Regions from separate parts of the Homo sapiens genome. Here region 2 is linked to region 1. The links are chromatin contacts, found by Hi-C or POLR2A ChIA-PET in ENCODE. All regions are on one chromosome and are shown on one strand. Each heading gives the region's core, a stretch centred on a gene start or an enhancer-like site at or near the end of the contact. The rest is flanking DNA. Distances are from core to core; before and after follow the strand shown.

The links. A loop is a pair of places that touch in the nucleus more often than their neighbours do. ChIA-PET counts read pairs that join two places held with the same protein, here RNA polymerase II (POLR2A). Pooled maps may share reads with other maps.
Region 2: a map with no recorded cell type shows a loop between it and region 1 (9-fold over the local background). The contact joins the promoter of MAST3 here to the enhancer-like site in region 1. A Hi-C loop is called at or near these places in 1 of 37 single-sample maps with no recorded cell type and 2 of 50 pooled maps. POLR2A ChIA-PET finds 5 or more read pairs at or near these places in 1 of 52 experiments (activated B cell).

Annotation. Positions count from the first base shown.
Region 1 is chr19:16,443,089-16,450,210 of GRCh38, reverse strand. All of the region lies in intron 1 of EPS15L1 (epidermal growth factor receptor pathway substrate 15 like 1), which reads left to right. Among named protein-coding and RNA genes, the nearest start is that of EPS15L1, 25 kb to the left of the region's middle. RefSeq lists enhancers at 4,261-4,320, 4,431-4,510, 4,245-5,444, 5,547-5,726. Within about 2 kb of position 3,115, at least 32 of the 41 ENCODE cell types and tissues checked have a DNase peak (open chromatin) inside an H3K27ac peak, as active enhancers do.
Region 2 is chr19:18,094,988-18,101,628 of GRCh38, reverse strand. MAST3 (microtubule associated serine/threonine kinase 3) reads right to left here and starts at 3,851. Exons shown (of 28, transcript NM_001393504.1): 1 at 3,798-3,851. The coding sequence starts at 3,836. It also overlaps a transcript of IL12RB1 not described here. RefSeq lists a silencer at 3,607-4,116.

The DNA of each region.
Region 1 (7,122 bases), core at 1,866-4,365:
CAGTAGCACGATCATAGCTCACTGCAGCCTTGAACTCCTGGGCTCAGGTAATCCTTCTGCCTCAGCCTCCTGAGTAGCTGGGACCACAGGCATGTGCCACCATGCGTGGCTATTTTTTTTTTTTTGTAGAGATAGGGTCTTGTTGATAGCCAGGTACAGAACACGTCCCTCCTGTTGCCCTTTTATAGCCACACCCACTTCCCTCCCAGCCCATCTCTTCCTTATCCCCGGCAACCACCACTCTGTTCATTTCTACAATTTTATCATTTTAATGATGTTATGTGATGGAATTATTCAGTATGTAACCTTTGAGGTTTGGCCTTTGTCATTCAGCATAATTCTCTGGAGAGTCATCCAGATTATTGCATATGTGTCAGCTGTTCATTCCTTTTCATTGCTGAGTAGTATTCCATGGTGTGCTTGGACCACAGTTTGCTGAACCACTCACTTATTGGAGGACATCCGGGGTGTTACCAGTTTGGAGCAGTGACATATAAAGCTGTGGCCAACACTGCATACAGGATGTGGTATGAACATGACTCTTCATTTCTCCCGGGTAAATGCCCAGGACAGTTGCTGGTTCATGCGGTAGTTTCATGTTGTGTTTAGTTTTTTTTTGTTGTTGTTGTTTTAAGAAACTGCCAGTCTGTTTCCAGAGTCACCGTACCTTTTAACTTTCCCATCAGCAGTGTATGAGTGGCCCAGTTTGCCTGCATCCTCACCAGCATTTGATGTTGTCACTATTTGTTATTTTAGCCACTCTGATAGCGTGCAGTGGCATCTCACTGTGGTTTTAATTTGCATTCTTCTTTTTGCTAATGATGTTAAACATATTTTCATACGTTTATTTGCCATCTGCTATATTTCCTCTTTGGTAAAATGTCTTTTTGCCTTCAGATCTTTTGCCCATGTTCTTTTCTTCTTCGTGTTTTTTTGTTTGTTTGTTTGTTTGTTTGTTTGTTTTTTAAGAAATCAGATCTTGTTATGTTGCCCAGGCTGGTCTTGAACTCCTGGGATCAAGCAATCCTCCTGCTTTGGCTTCCTGAGTAGCTGGGACTACAGGTGTGCACCACGACGCCTGGCTAGTTTTTTAATTTCATGTAGAGATGGGGTCTCACTATGTTGCCCAGGCTGGTCTGGAACTCCTGGGCTCAAGCAGTCCTCCTGCTTTGGCCTCCCAAAGTGCTGGGACTACAGGTACGCACCACCATGCCTGGCTTGCCCATGTTCTAATTTGATTGTTTTCTTTTTTATGCTGTTGAATTTGAGAGCTCTCTAGTATATATTTTAGATAGTAGTCATTTGTTGGATATGTGCTTTGCAAACCTTTCTTTCTAGTCTGTAGCTTGCCTTTTCACCTTTTTATCTGGCTTTTTTTTTTGAGACGGAGTCTTGCTCTGTCACCCAGGCTAGAGTGCAGTGGCACAATCTCGGCTCACTGCAGCCTCTGCCCGCTGGGTTCAAGCAGTTCTCCTGGCTTAGCCTCCTGGGTAGCTGGGATTACAGGTGCACACCACTACACCCAGCTAATTTTTTTGTATTTTTAGCCATGTTAGCCAGGCTGGTCTTGAACTCCTGACCCCAGGTGATCCGCCTACCTTGGCCTCCCAATGTGCTGGGATTACAGGTGTGAGCCACCGCGCCCGGCCTTTCTCCCCCCCCCTTTTTTTTTAATACGGAATTTTGCTCTTATTGCCCAGGCTGGAGTGCAATGGTGCAATGGTGTGATCTCGGCTCACCTCAACCTCCATCTCCCGGGTTCAAGCGATTCTCCTGCCTCAGCCTCCCGAGTAGCTGGGATTACAGGCATGCGCCACCATGCCTGGCTAATTTTACATTTTTAGTAGAGATGGGGTTTCTCCATGTAGGTCAGACTGGTCTTGAACTCCCAAACTCTGGTGATCCTCCTGCCTCGGCCTCCCAAAGTGCTGGGATTACAGGCATGAACCACCACGCCAGGCCTTACATGGCTCTTTCACAGTGCAAACATAAAGTTTGTCTGCCAATCTTTCCTTTTGTGAATCGGGCTTTTGGTGTCAAGTCTAAGAACTCTTTGCTTTGCCCTAGATCCTGAGGATTATGTTTTACATTTGAATTCATGATCCACTTTGAGTTACATTTTGTACGAGGCATAAGACTTTTAGTTCGAGGCCCATGTTTTTCCTATGGATGCCGATTGCTCCAGTGCCCTTTGTGGAAAGGCTTTCCTTCCTCCTGAAATACTTTTGCACCTTTGTCAAGAAATCCACTGGGCAGATCTGTGTGTGTCTGTTTCTCAGATTCTACATTCTGTTCTGTGCATTACTGTCTGTGCCCGCCCCCTGCCAATACTCCACTGTCTTAACTACTCTAGCTATAGAGTCAGTCTTGAAATCAGGTAGACTGACTCTTTCCACTTTATTATTCTTTTTCAGAATTGTTTTAGCTTCTCTGCCTTTTTTTTTTTTTCCGAAGATGAAGTCTTGCTCTGTCGCTCAGGCTGGAGTGCAGTGGTATGATCTCGGCTCACTGCAGCCTCCGCCTCCCAGGTTCAAGTGATTCTCCTGCCTCAGCCTCCTGAGTAACTGGGATTACAGGCACCTGCCACCATGCCTGGCTAATTTTTGTATTTTTAGTAGTGATGGGGTTTCATCATGTTGGCCAGGCTGGTCTTGAACTCCTGACCTCAGGTGATTCACCCACCTTGGCCTCCCTAAGTGCTGGGATTACAGGTGTGAGCCAGAGTGCCTGGCCCTGTAATACTTAAATTACTAGTGAGATGGAACATTTTCTTTCTAACTTTGCTGCATCTCTTCTTTCTGAATTGCCTCTCTCTTTGCTCATTTTTAATTGAGATGTCTTTTTCCTTGTGATTTGGAAAAGCTCTCTTTTCACTTGCCAAGTCTTCTCCTTCTCTTGGTAACATTTACCTTAGCTCTGCTGTAGAAACCTCTGATGGAGCAGTTGGAGAGAGCTGCCCATCCAGTCCAGGAAGGTTAGACATACCCCAGCGTTTCCCTGATGCCTTTTGAATGTTTTGAGTCAAGTCCCAGTTCTGCCCCGTGCTTGCCACATGACTGAGCCAGGTTATCTCACCCGCAGAATGTGGGCCGGCCTGCTGGGAGGGCTGGGCTCACATTGGGTGATGGTTGTGCAAGGCCTGTGGGGGCCTCTAAGGGGAAGGCAGAAATGGAAGGATTATCAAGCAAGCTCTACTCCGGGCTATGTTTTTGCATCCATATGTTTTTCTAAGTAGGAACTCAGACTGAGATGTGTTTCAGTGTTATATGCCTAACTTCCTGCAAAACTTGGCAGTGGCATTGAAAAACATAGCCATTATGGGGTCTCAGCTTTCCTGGGGAAATGGCAGGTCATCGAAAACACTGGCTTTCAAGTCCATTTATATGCTCAAATTGAGTGTTGCCTTTTGACCTCTTCTGTTTAATAAAATGCTCCAGCACGTCATCACGGACGTGCATTTTCCCAGGCCAGCATATGCATGAGGCTGTCCTGTGGTCCGGTGCACAGCCCTGTGACACCTGGGCTGTCATTACAGGGTGCACAGTAGGTGAGGGTCTGACTCCAGGACCACCTATCCTGGGTGCTTCACTGACTGTTGCTCATTGGCTGTTGTGGTCCTGAGTAGGGCAAACTCAGTTTCCCCACCTGTCAACTGGACTAGTAATATTACCTGCCCTTTAGCGTTGTCGGGAGGATGAGAGGTACTGGATAGGAAACAAGGGATTATAGGTACTTCTCTGAACATTTTACAGTGAAAATGGATTGCTTTCCAAAAGTCATTTTGAACCAAGGCTGATGATCATTGGTTTGTTTTGCACAAGAGCGCGTACTTTGCTAGCAGAGTGAGAGTGAGAGTTTGGGCAGGAGGCAGCCAGGCATGAAGATGTAGGAGGCGTCCTGCCCTCGGCCACGTGCGGGGATCAGAGTTGGGTGAACCCTGCTTAGGAGTCGTTAGAACACAATCCTGAGACAGTTTCTCCTCCGAGGTGGTTCTGCTGGGTTTCTCCATCTCAACTGCTGTTGTCCTGGGTTACAGTTACAGGCGCTTGTGTGAATTGCGGTGTTTTAAAGCCTTCAGAGCAGAAGGATGTGAACTTGTCCTTCTCCTTGTGCCCCTCTCTCTGTCATCCCACTTGTAAATTGTTTCTGGGCTGGAGGATAAGTGAGGAGGCCACAGGAACTTTGCATGTTGTCTCTTAGCATTTTGAGTTAGGAAGAGCAACTGAAAGACCGAGCTGAAAGCTACACTGAACCTCATCAACAATTCACACACTGCAGAGGCGAAGATGGCGTCTTCTCAGCACAGTGGGCTGGGTCAGGAGAACACATCGGGTCAGCTCTGCTGCACTTCCTTCCATTCCTACGGCCATCCTGGTGCCACCTGCAGCCTCTTACGGTGCAGGCCTCATCCCCTGGTGCGTCCCCTCTCTGCTGTTGCCTCGGGCTTGGCCCCAGGCTCACTTTGGGGTCAGACATGGGTGGGCAGCTCCAGAGGCTGCTCTCAGCATACAGAGGGCTCTTTCCCAGTAGCTGTGAATCTTCCTTTTGGGGGCCAAGAGGTCTCTGCACAGGGGCCAGTGACAGACTGCCTGGGGCTGGGGATTTATGTCATTAGCAACATGTGTCTTCAGTTCTGTCGCAATGACATATCAGGGCAGCGTGCAGGTGTGAGTCCATTGTTCCTGGGAAGAAGCCTGGCATAAGAGGAAGTGGCAGTTGGGGCCTGGTGCTGTACCTTCTTTCTTCCCCCTTCTGCTTTTGCATATGCAAAACCTGACATATGTGTAATTAGATCAAAACCTCTGACCACTGTCATTGTTCCAGGTTACCCAGATGGACTCCCGTGGTGATGAGCAATGGTTGAGCCATACTCCCTGGGCTTTCCCTCAGCTGTAGGTCTTTTGAGAGTGACATCCGGTGGTCATCAAGTGTTCGAGCCGGATGAGCCTTTAGCATGGATGGGCAGAGGTTGGAGCTCTGGGCTGTGTCCTTCAGCGACTCTTCTGGATTAGTCCAGGCCTTGTTTCTCTTGGTTGCGGATCTTGTTGCTCATTAGCGCCTGGGAAGTAGAGCAGATATTTAATAACCCTGCATGCCTCAAAGACTGAAACTCTTTTTTTTCCACTGGAATCACAGTAGCTTGGAAACCTCTTTCCCTTGCTTCCCATGAGATTGTTAAAAAACTCGCCTGGGGCTGGGCGTGGTGGCTCATGCCTGTAATCCCAGCACTTTGGGAGGCCAAAGCAGGCGGATCACCTGAGGTCAGGACCAGCCTGGCCAATATGGTGAAACCTCGCTTCTACTGAAAATACAGAAATTAAGTGGGCATGGTGGCACGCACCTGTAGTCCCAGCTACTCGGGAGGCTGAGGTAGGAGAATGGCTTGAATCCAGGAGTCAGAGATTGCAATGAGCTGAGATTGCGCCACTGCTCTCCAGCTTGGGTGACAGAACAAGACCCTGTCTCAAAAAAAAAAAAAAAAACTTGTCTGGAAATGTGCTTCAGATCCAGACCTCTCTGATCATTGGCAGGAAGGGCACCTTTGTCATCTGAAGTGAGGGCCTCTGGAGTCTGTGAACCCATGGCAGGCGATGTGCTGTTTGCTGCCTAGACCTGACCACTGTCACCTTTACTGACAGATGACAAACAGCCTGCCTGCCTTGGCCTCCTTTCTGTGGGTCTTCTTCCTCTGGGGAGACATATTTTGGAAATAAGCTGGAGTTTGAGCCCAGAAGTTGACACAGGTGTGATGGCTGGACACTGTCATCTAACGAGGTTGTAAGATGCTAAGGGTGATAGCCACTCCTTCCTGTACCCCTCACCCAGGAATGGTGTCACTGCCTCCAAGCACGAGGGGGGCAGCCATCTTGGGGCTGCTGTTGCTATACACACTTACCTCCTATGTCTTTTCCATGATGTCTTTGTCTGTTTTAAAATGATGGCTCCTAAATCTCTGGCTTTTCTTGCTTTTTCATGTTATTCTAGTTTTTTCTGCCTTTTCAGTGTTTCCCCCTTTCTTTTCCTCTTTTTTTTTTTTTTGACTTTTTCCCTCTCCCCTTTCAGATCTTTATGCTATTTTCCTTCTATTTTCATTTTGTCATGGTAGTTTTCTCTGTACTTTCACTTCTTTTTTTTTTTTTTTTTTTTGAGACGGAGTCTCGCACCGTCGCCTGGGCTGGAGTGCAGTGGCGCGATCTCGGCTCACTGCAATCTCTGCCTCCCGGATTAATGCAATTCTCCTGTCTCAGCCTCCTGAGTAGCTGGGATTACAGGCGCACACCACCACACCTGACTAATTTTCTGTATTTTTAGTAGAGACGGGGTTTCACTATGTTGGCCAGACTGATCTTGAGCTCCTGACCTCGTGATCTGCCTGCCTCGGCCTCCCAAAGTGCTGTTTGGGATTACAACTTTCACTTCTTTATACATTCACAGGTGTTGGCGTCCCCCAGAGACGCTGACCATAATCCGGGCATTATTATTTTTTTCTTTTTATTTTTGAGACAGAGTTTCACTCTTGTCACCCAGGCTGGAGTGCAGTGGTACGATCTCGGCTCACTGCAACCTCCGCCTCCTGGGTTCAAGCGATTCTCCTGCCTCAGCCTCCCAAGTAGCTGGGATTACAGGTGCATGCCACCACGCCTGGCTAATTTTTGTATTTGTTGTAGAGATGGTGTCTCGCTTTGTCATGTTGGCCAGGTCTCGAACTCCTGACCTCAGGTGATCTGCCTGCCTTGGCCTCACAAAGTACTGGGATTATAGGCGTGAGCCACTGCGCCCGGCCTGGGCATTATTTTTAGCTTCAAATGACCCTTTGTAGCACAACAATATGCAAGTGGTGGGTGCGTATTGGTTCAAATCCAATGACTATAACTGGAAGGAGTCTACGTCCCCCTGGTTTTATTCATTGTGAGAAATCGTACAACAGCAGTCCCAGAATTTGTTGGATAAACACTGTAATCCTGCCCCCAAGATAGTCCTCTTTTCCCTGCCCAGTTCTATTCTCTTTAGCTGTTTACACATCCATTCTGTATAATTAGGTGTCATTGTGCATTCTTCACTTTTATCGCTTATTACATCAGCGGCAGGTTTGTGTGCTCTTTTTTCACCTCACTTACTAAA
Region 2 (6,641 bases), core at 2,602-5,101, 1.7 Mb before region 1:
GAGAAGAGGGGTTGGAGGCACACAGAGAGGAGAGCTAAGGGGCTTCCTGGAGTAGGGGGTGTCAAACAAAGCCTGCAGGCACATGGAAAACACCAGTCCATGCCCAGCAAACAGCACGTGCAAAGGGAGGTGAGACTCAGCCTGCTGGGCACCAAGCCCGGTTGGAAGTTCGATGCCCCTGGAATTAAATGGGAGAGAAGTCAGCATGGACCACATGGCACCAGCCCCAGGGCTTCCAGGAGGAGGAGGAGGAGGAGGAGAAGGAGAAGGAGGAGGAGGAGGAGGAGGAGGAAAATAAGTGGAAGCTGTCCATGAGAAAGCAGGATCACCTTGGAGGGCTGAACCTAGAGGAGCCACCCCAGTAGCGGCAGAGACAAAAGTCCAGATACAGGCTCTAGCCCTTCTCTGCCGGGGGATGCTCTGTTTGTGGGACCTGGTGTTTTGAAATTCGGTCATGTGTAAAGCAAAGGTCCAAGTAGGAGATGATAAATGTAATAAGATAATAGTAGTAGTAGTAATAACAGCTCACGTTACCCGGTGCCTGCACACGTTATGCGTGAGGCTGAGTTTAACCCAAATTGGGAAGGTCTCCACCTCCTCCCTGGACCCAGGGCTGTCGCAAACTGGCCGCCCGCGGGCCAGGCCGGATCCTTTTTCAGACCTTTCCTGCACACAGCCAACAGCACGCCTCACATTGTCACCACCGGAGAGGACGCCCTGGGCTATGCGTCTGGATTGGCCGGTCAGCACCCGTTTGTGAATGGACTCTTTGGCCTTTGGCCTCCAGGAAATCTGATTGGCTCGCATCAGCGATCTACCCCCTGATTGGCTGGGGTGCTCCTGGACCATTAACAAGGTTTCCAGTCAAAAGAGACCCCAAACTGGGGCTGATGAAGACAACACCTTCACGTGCCAGATTGGTTAGAATTTCTCTGGCTTCCTGGTGGGTACTTCCCTCTTTGGGCCTCAGTTTCTTCCTTTGAAAAGTGGAACTAATAATAGCACTGACCACTCGGGCTGTTGGGAGAATTGAATGCATGAGAGGGCTTAGCCTGTTAATATGAACGGTTATTCCCACTTTACTATTATTTTATTATTATTTTAATCTTCTTCCACTTGGACCTTTATTTTTATTTTTGAGATAGGGTCTCGTGATCATGGCTCACTATAGCCTCAAACTCCTGGGCTCAAGAGATCCTTCTTGGCTGGGCGCGGTGGCTCACGCCTGTAATTCTAGCACTTTGGGAGGCCGAGGTGGGCGGATCACCTGAGATCAGGAGTTTGATACCAGCCTGGCCAACATGGCGAAACCCCGTCTCTACTAAAAATACAAAAATTAGCCGGGCGTGGTGACATGTGCCTGTAATCCCAGCTACTCGGGAGGCTGAGGCAGGGAGAATTACTTGAACCCGGGAGGTGGAGGTTGCAGTGAGCCGAGATTGCGCCACTGGACTCCAGCCTGGGTAACAGAGCATGATTCTTTCTCAAAAAAAAAAAAAAGAGAGAGAGAGAGAGATCCTTCTGCCTCAGCCTCCTTGAGTAGCTGGGACTACAGTCATGAGCCACCACACCTGGTACACTTAGACTTTCATTCCATGCTCCTTCCTGGCTTCCTGCCCTTTTTGATTCCCCCACTCCTGCTCCTAGCCCTCCAGAGGAGTCTTCCCAGCCCCTCAATATGGGCATGTCCTCTCCTGCTCCAGCACCTTCCATAGCTCCCCATCACCCTAGGGGGAAAGTCTAACCTCTTCAAAATCAGCACTGAAGGCCCTGGAAGCATTAAGTCCTGGCCATCAGCCTCTAGTGCTAAGAAATAGGTTCAAGTTCTTGTTTCCCCATATAAACAGGTAAGAAAGGCTACATGCCTCTGGGCCTTTGCACGTGCTGTGGCCTCTGCCCGGAATGCCCTCATTCAGTCGGGGAATCCGTGCTCATCCCTCCACCTTCGTGGAGGGACGCCTGTGCTGGGTTGGTTTGGAGAGGAAGCCGGAACTGCGTGGGTTCAAATCCTGTCTGACTCTGTCACCTATACTTTGTGAAACCCGGACAGTGGCTATGCTTCTCTGAACCTCAGTTTCCCCTTTTGTAACATAGAACTTACCATCAGGAAATGTTTGACCCCCCCACCATGGAACAGGCCCCACTTCTTGACGTCAGCAGCACCCCCATTCGCCTACCCGGAGGCGGTTTCTCTATTTTAAGAGGCTGCGGGCGGGTTGGCATCTAACTGGGGCTGGAGGCGGGACTGCCCCCCCACCAACACCACGCTGCTCGCCAATCCCGCCCCGCCCCCTCCTTTCCGCCCAAGTCCCCCACTCTTGCCTCTGGCCTCAGCGCCTCCAGTTCTGCCCCACCCCCGCGCGGCCAGAGACCGGGTGTCTCTGATCTGCAGCTCAGCCCGTGCCTTCCCTGACCACTCCCGACCTGGCTTCCCATCACCTGCTGAGTTCGCAGTCCCGCAGCTACCGGTGCGGCTCCAGGTTGGAGACCCGCCGGCCCCATTCCTCTCACCCCCTCAACCCGCCCGGAGCTAACCTCAGTCCCCGACCCCCACCCCACCTGCTCAGTCCTCCCTAGGTTCCAGCTTCTGTCAACCTCTTTCATTTCCCTAAATACCGCCCCCCGCTGCAATGCCTCGCCACCCTTGGCTGCCTCCTCTACCCCAGGGCTCCCAGCAATGACTGGGTCAGGCGCCTCCTTCACTTGCTGTGAGTCCCTTATCACAACTGATCACTCCGTGGGGTCACCGCTGCTCTGGCGTCTACCTCCCCCAACAGGTTGGGGTTTCTAGGAGGGCAGCTCCAGAGGTTGCAGAACACTCCGCTGCCTCTCCAGAGCCAGGCACACAGCAGGCGCTCCATAAATGTTCGTTGGGTAAGTGCTGAATCCCAGGTTCCCTACCTGAAAACTTGGTGGCTTCTTAAGGGTGTGGTCTAAGTCCCAGAGGAAAATGGCCAAATCTTAATTCCTGTTTTTCTTTTCTTATAATGGGGACACTGAGGCCCAGAGAAGTCAAAGGGTGGCTGCCCGGGGTCATGTAGTCCCTGTGTGGCTTCAAACTTAGGCTTCTGCTGTCCCCGACGCCTGTGTCCCTACCTCCTGATGACACAGCCTCCTAAACATAAACTCAGTAAAAGGAGGACCCTATGGCTCATTGGAAAACTGAGGCCCAGAGAAGCAAGGGTGCCCTCCCCCCAGGTCACACTGCTGGTTGGCAGCGCCTTGTGCCGTAAGAGAGCTGGTTGAGGGCGCAGATCGAATCCCAGCTAGGCGACCTCTGGAGAGTGGCTTTCCGGGACTAGAGCCTCAGTTTCCTTATTCTGACAAATGGGCGCCTGACAGCCCCAACCTCCCCAGGTCGTCGTAGGGCTGAGCTGAGGGTGTACAGTGGTGCAGCGACGACCCAAGGAGGTATTAATACATATGAACTCATATTAATACATCGCTAGTAATAGGACTAAAACAACCATGAACATATGGTGAGCTCTCTGGCTGCTGTTGCTAGCATTATTATTAGAACAGCTGGTGGGGAGGGGCAGAGCCCTCAGCCTCTTCCTCCCACGCCATCGCTTGGAGCCTCAGTTTCCCTAGATGTCCAAGGGGGCACCTTCCCCCTTCCCACCATGAGAAAAAGCACTTTGAGAAGCGGGTGGTCAAAAAGAAGCGATCTGAGCGTTCCCCACCCTCTGCCTCAGTTTCCCTACAGCCCGTGAAGGCCCCGCCCCTCCCGGCACCTTTCAGGCCGCGTCCACTTGGCCGCGCCCTCTGCCTTCCGCCCGCCCGCGCAGGGGCCTCACCTGGAGCCCGCGGCGCCGCAGGAGGCTCGACTCGTCCATGGCCCGGGAGTCCGCGCCGCCAGGCCCGCCCCCGGCCCCGCCCCGGCCTGCCAGGCCCCGCCGCCAGGTGCCATTGGCCAGGCCGGTCAGCTGACACGGCCTGGCCCCGCCCCTCCCGGGGAGCCCGACCACAGGGCCCCGCCCCCACTGGGCGAGCTGGCCCCGCCCCTCCAGCAGAGCGCAGAAGTAAATATTTTGCATGAATCCTCTCAGAAGTAAGGCAGCATCGTTCAGCCCCATTTTGCAGATGAAGAAACTGAGGCTAAGATAGGTTAATCAATATGCCCAGCGCATTGGCCGGGCGCAGTGGCTCACGCCTGTATCCCAGCACTTTGGGAGGCCGAGGTGGGCAGATCACTTGAGGTCAGGAGTTCGAGATCACCCTGGCCAACATGGTGAAACCCTGTCTCTACTAAACAAAAAAAACCAAAACAAAACAAAAAAAAAATTACTTGGGGGTGGTGACGCGCGCCTGTAATCCCAGCTACTCAGAAGACTGAGGCAGGAGAATCGCTTGAATCCAAGAGGCGGAGGTTACAGTGAGCCGGGATAGCGCCGCTGCACTCCAGACTGGGCGACAGAGCGAGACTCTGTCTCAAAAACAAAAACAAAACAACAACAAAAAATGTGCCCAGTACACACAGCAGAACGGGTTCTAGGGTGAGGCGAGTGAGGATCTCACCCCTGTGCAAAATTTAAGGTGGCCCCACAAAACTCAGCCATCAAGAGAAATAATATTTTAAAAACATAAAATTAATGAAAACATTTATGATGAACAAAACATCAAAACTTTTATTTTTTATTTTATTTTTAGAGACGGGGATCTCACTATGTTGCCCAGGCTGGTCTTGAACTCCTGGCCTCAAAAGATCCTTCTGCCTAGGCCTCCCAAAGTGTTGGGATTACAGGTGTCAGCCACCGCATATGGCCAAAACACCAAAACTTTTTTTTTTTTTTTTTAATTTATGAGACGAGTCTCTCTGTTGCCCAGACTAGAATGCAGTGGCATGATCTCGGCAACCCCTGCCTCCTGGGTTCAAGCTATTCTCATGCCTCAGCCTCCCTAGTAGCTGGGACTACAGGTGCCCACCACCACACCAGGCTGATTTTTTGTATTTTTGGTAGAGATGAGGTCTCACCATGTTGGCCAGGCTTGTCTCGAACTCCTGGCCTCAGGTGATTCACCCACCTTAGCCTCCCAAAGTTCTGGGATTGCAGGCCAAAGAGTTTTGGTGTTTTGCCTGGCCAAAACACTAAAACTCTTAAGACATGATCAGACCCTTGTCCTTGCACCACTCAGCCTTGTTTGCCTCCCTTTAATCCTGGCCCTGGTGCCAATAAAACTTTACTTACAAAAGCAGGTAGCCGCTGCAGTTGTCAGTTTCTTTTTTGAGGATGATTGCCTTTTTGCCCTAAGTGTCTCATAAACACCATCTCTCACAGATATTTGAAGATAATTGTTCTACTCCATTTTGCAGGAGGGGAAACTGAGGCTGAGAAAAGCCCAAAGTCCCAAAATAGCACCCACATTTAAAAAAAAATTTTTTTTTTGAGACAGGGTCTCTCTCTGTCACCCAGGCTGGAGTGCAGTGGTGCAATCTTGTCTCATTGCAGCCTCTACCTCCCGGGCTCAAGCGATCTTCCTGCCTCAGCCCCCATACCCCAGCTCCCAGAGTAGGTGGGACCACAGGCACATGCCACCATGCCTGGCTAATTTTTTTGGGTTTTTTTTGTAGAGATGGAGTACCGCCATGTTTCCCGCGCTGGTCTCGAACTCCTGGCCTCAAGTGATGCTCCTGCATCAGCCTCCCAAAGCGCTGGGACTACAGGCATGAGCCACTGTGCCTGGCTTAGCACCTGCATTTTTTCTTTCCCTGGGACTCGCACTTTCTCTGCAGCCGCAGTTGTCTTCGGCTGCCCCACTGTACAGTGTGGACACTGGAGTATGCTTTCAGGCTCGAGGGGACCCTAGGAAGGGTCACTGGGCCTGACTGTCCATGAGGTACTGTAGAATTGCATCAAGTTATGGTGGCCAGATTGAGCAAATAAAAATACAGGATGCCAGGGAAAACTTGTTTTTCTCATACAATTTTAAAAATTGACATATAATTCACATACCATAAAATTCACGCTTTTAAAGTGTGCAATAAATTCAGTGTTTTAAGCATACTCACAGAGTTGTGTAACCATCACCACGATCTGATTCCAGGACATTTGTATCATCCCCAAAAGAAACCCTGTACCTATTAGCAGCCAGTCCTCATTCCCCCTCTCTCAGCCCCTGGCAACTACCAATCTGCTTCCTGTTCTATGAATTTTCCTGTGCTGGATATTTCATAAAAATGAAAACATAACATGTGGCCTTATGTGTCTGGCTTCGTTCAGCATCATGCTTTCAAGATGCACCCATGTTGTGGCAAATATCAGTACTTCATTCCGTTTCATGACCAAATAATATTCCATTGTATATATGTACATGTACATTTTGTTGATCCACTCATTTGTTGGTGGTCACTTGGATTTTTTCACATTTTGGTAGCTATTCTGAATAGAGCTGCTATAAACATTGGCATACAACTTTTTGCATAGATTTATTTCTTTATTTATTTATTTTGAGATGAAGTGTTGCTCTGATGCCCAGGCTGGAGTGCAGTCGCGGGATCTTGGCTCACTGCAACCTCTGCCTCCCAGGTTCAATTGATTCTCCTGCCTCAGCCTCCTGAGTAGCTGGGATTACAGACACCCGCCACCACTCCCAGCTAATTTTTGCATTTTTAGTAGAGACGGGGGTTTCACCATGTTGGC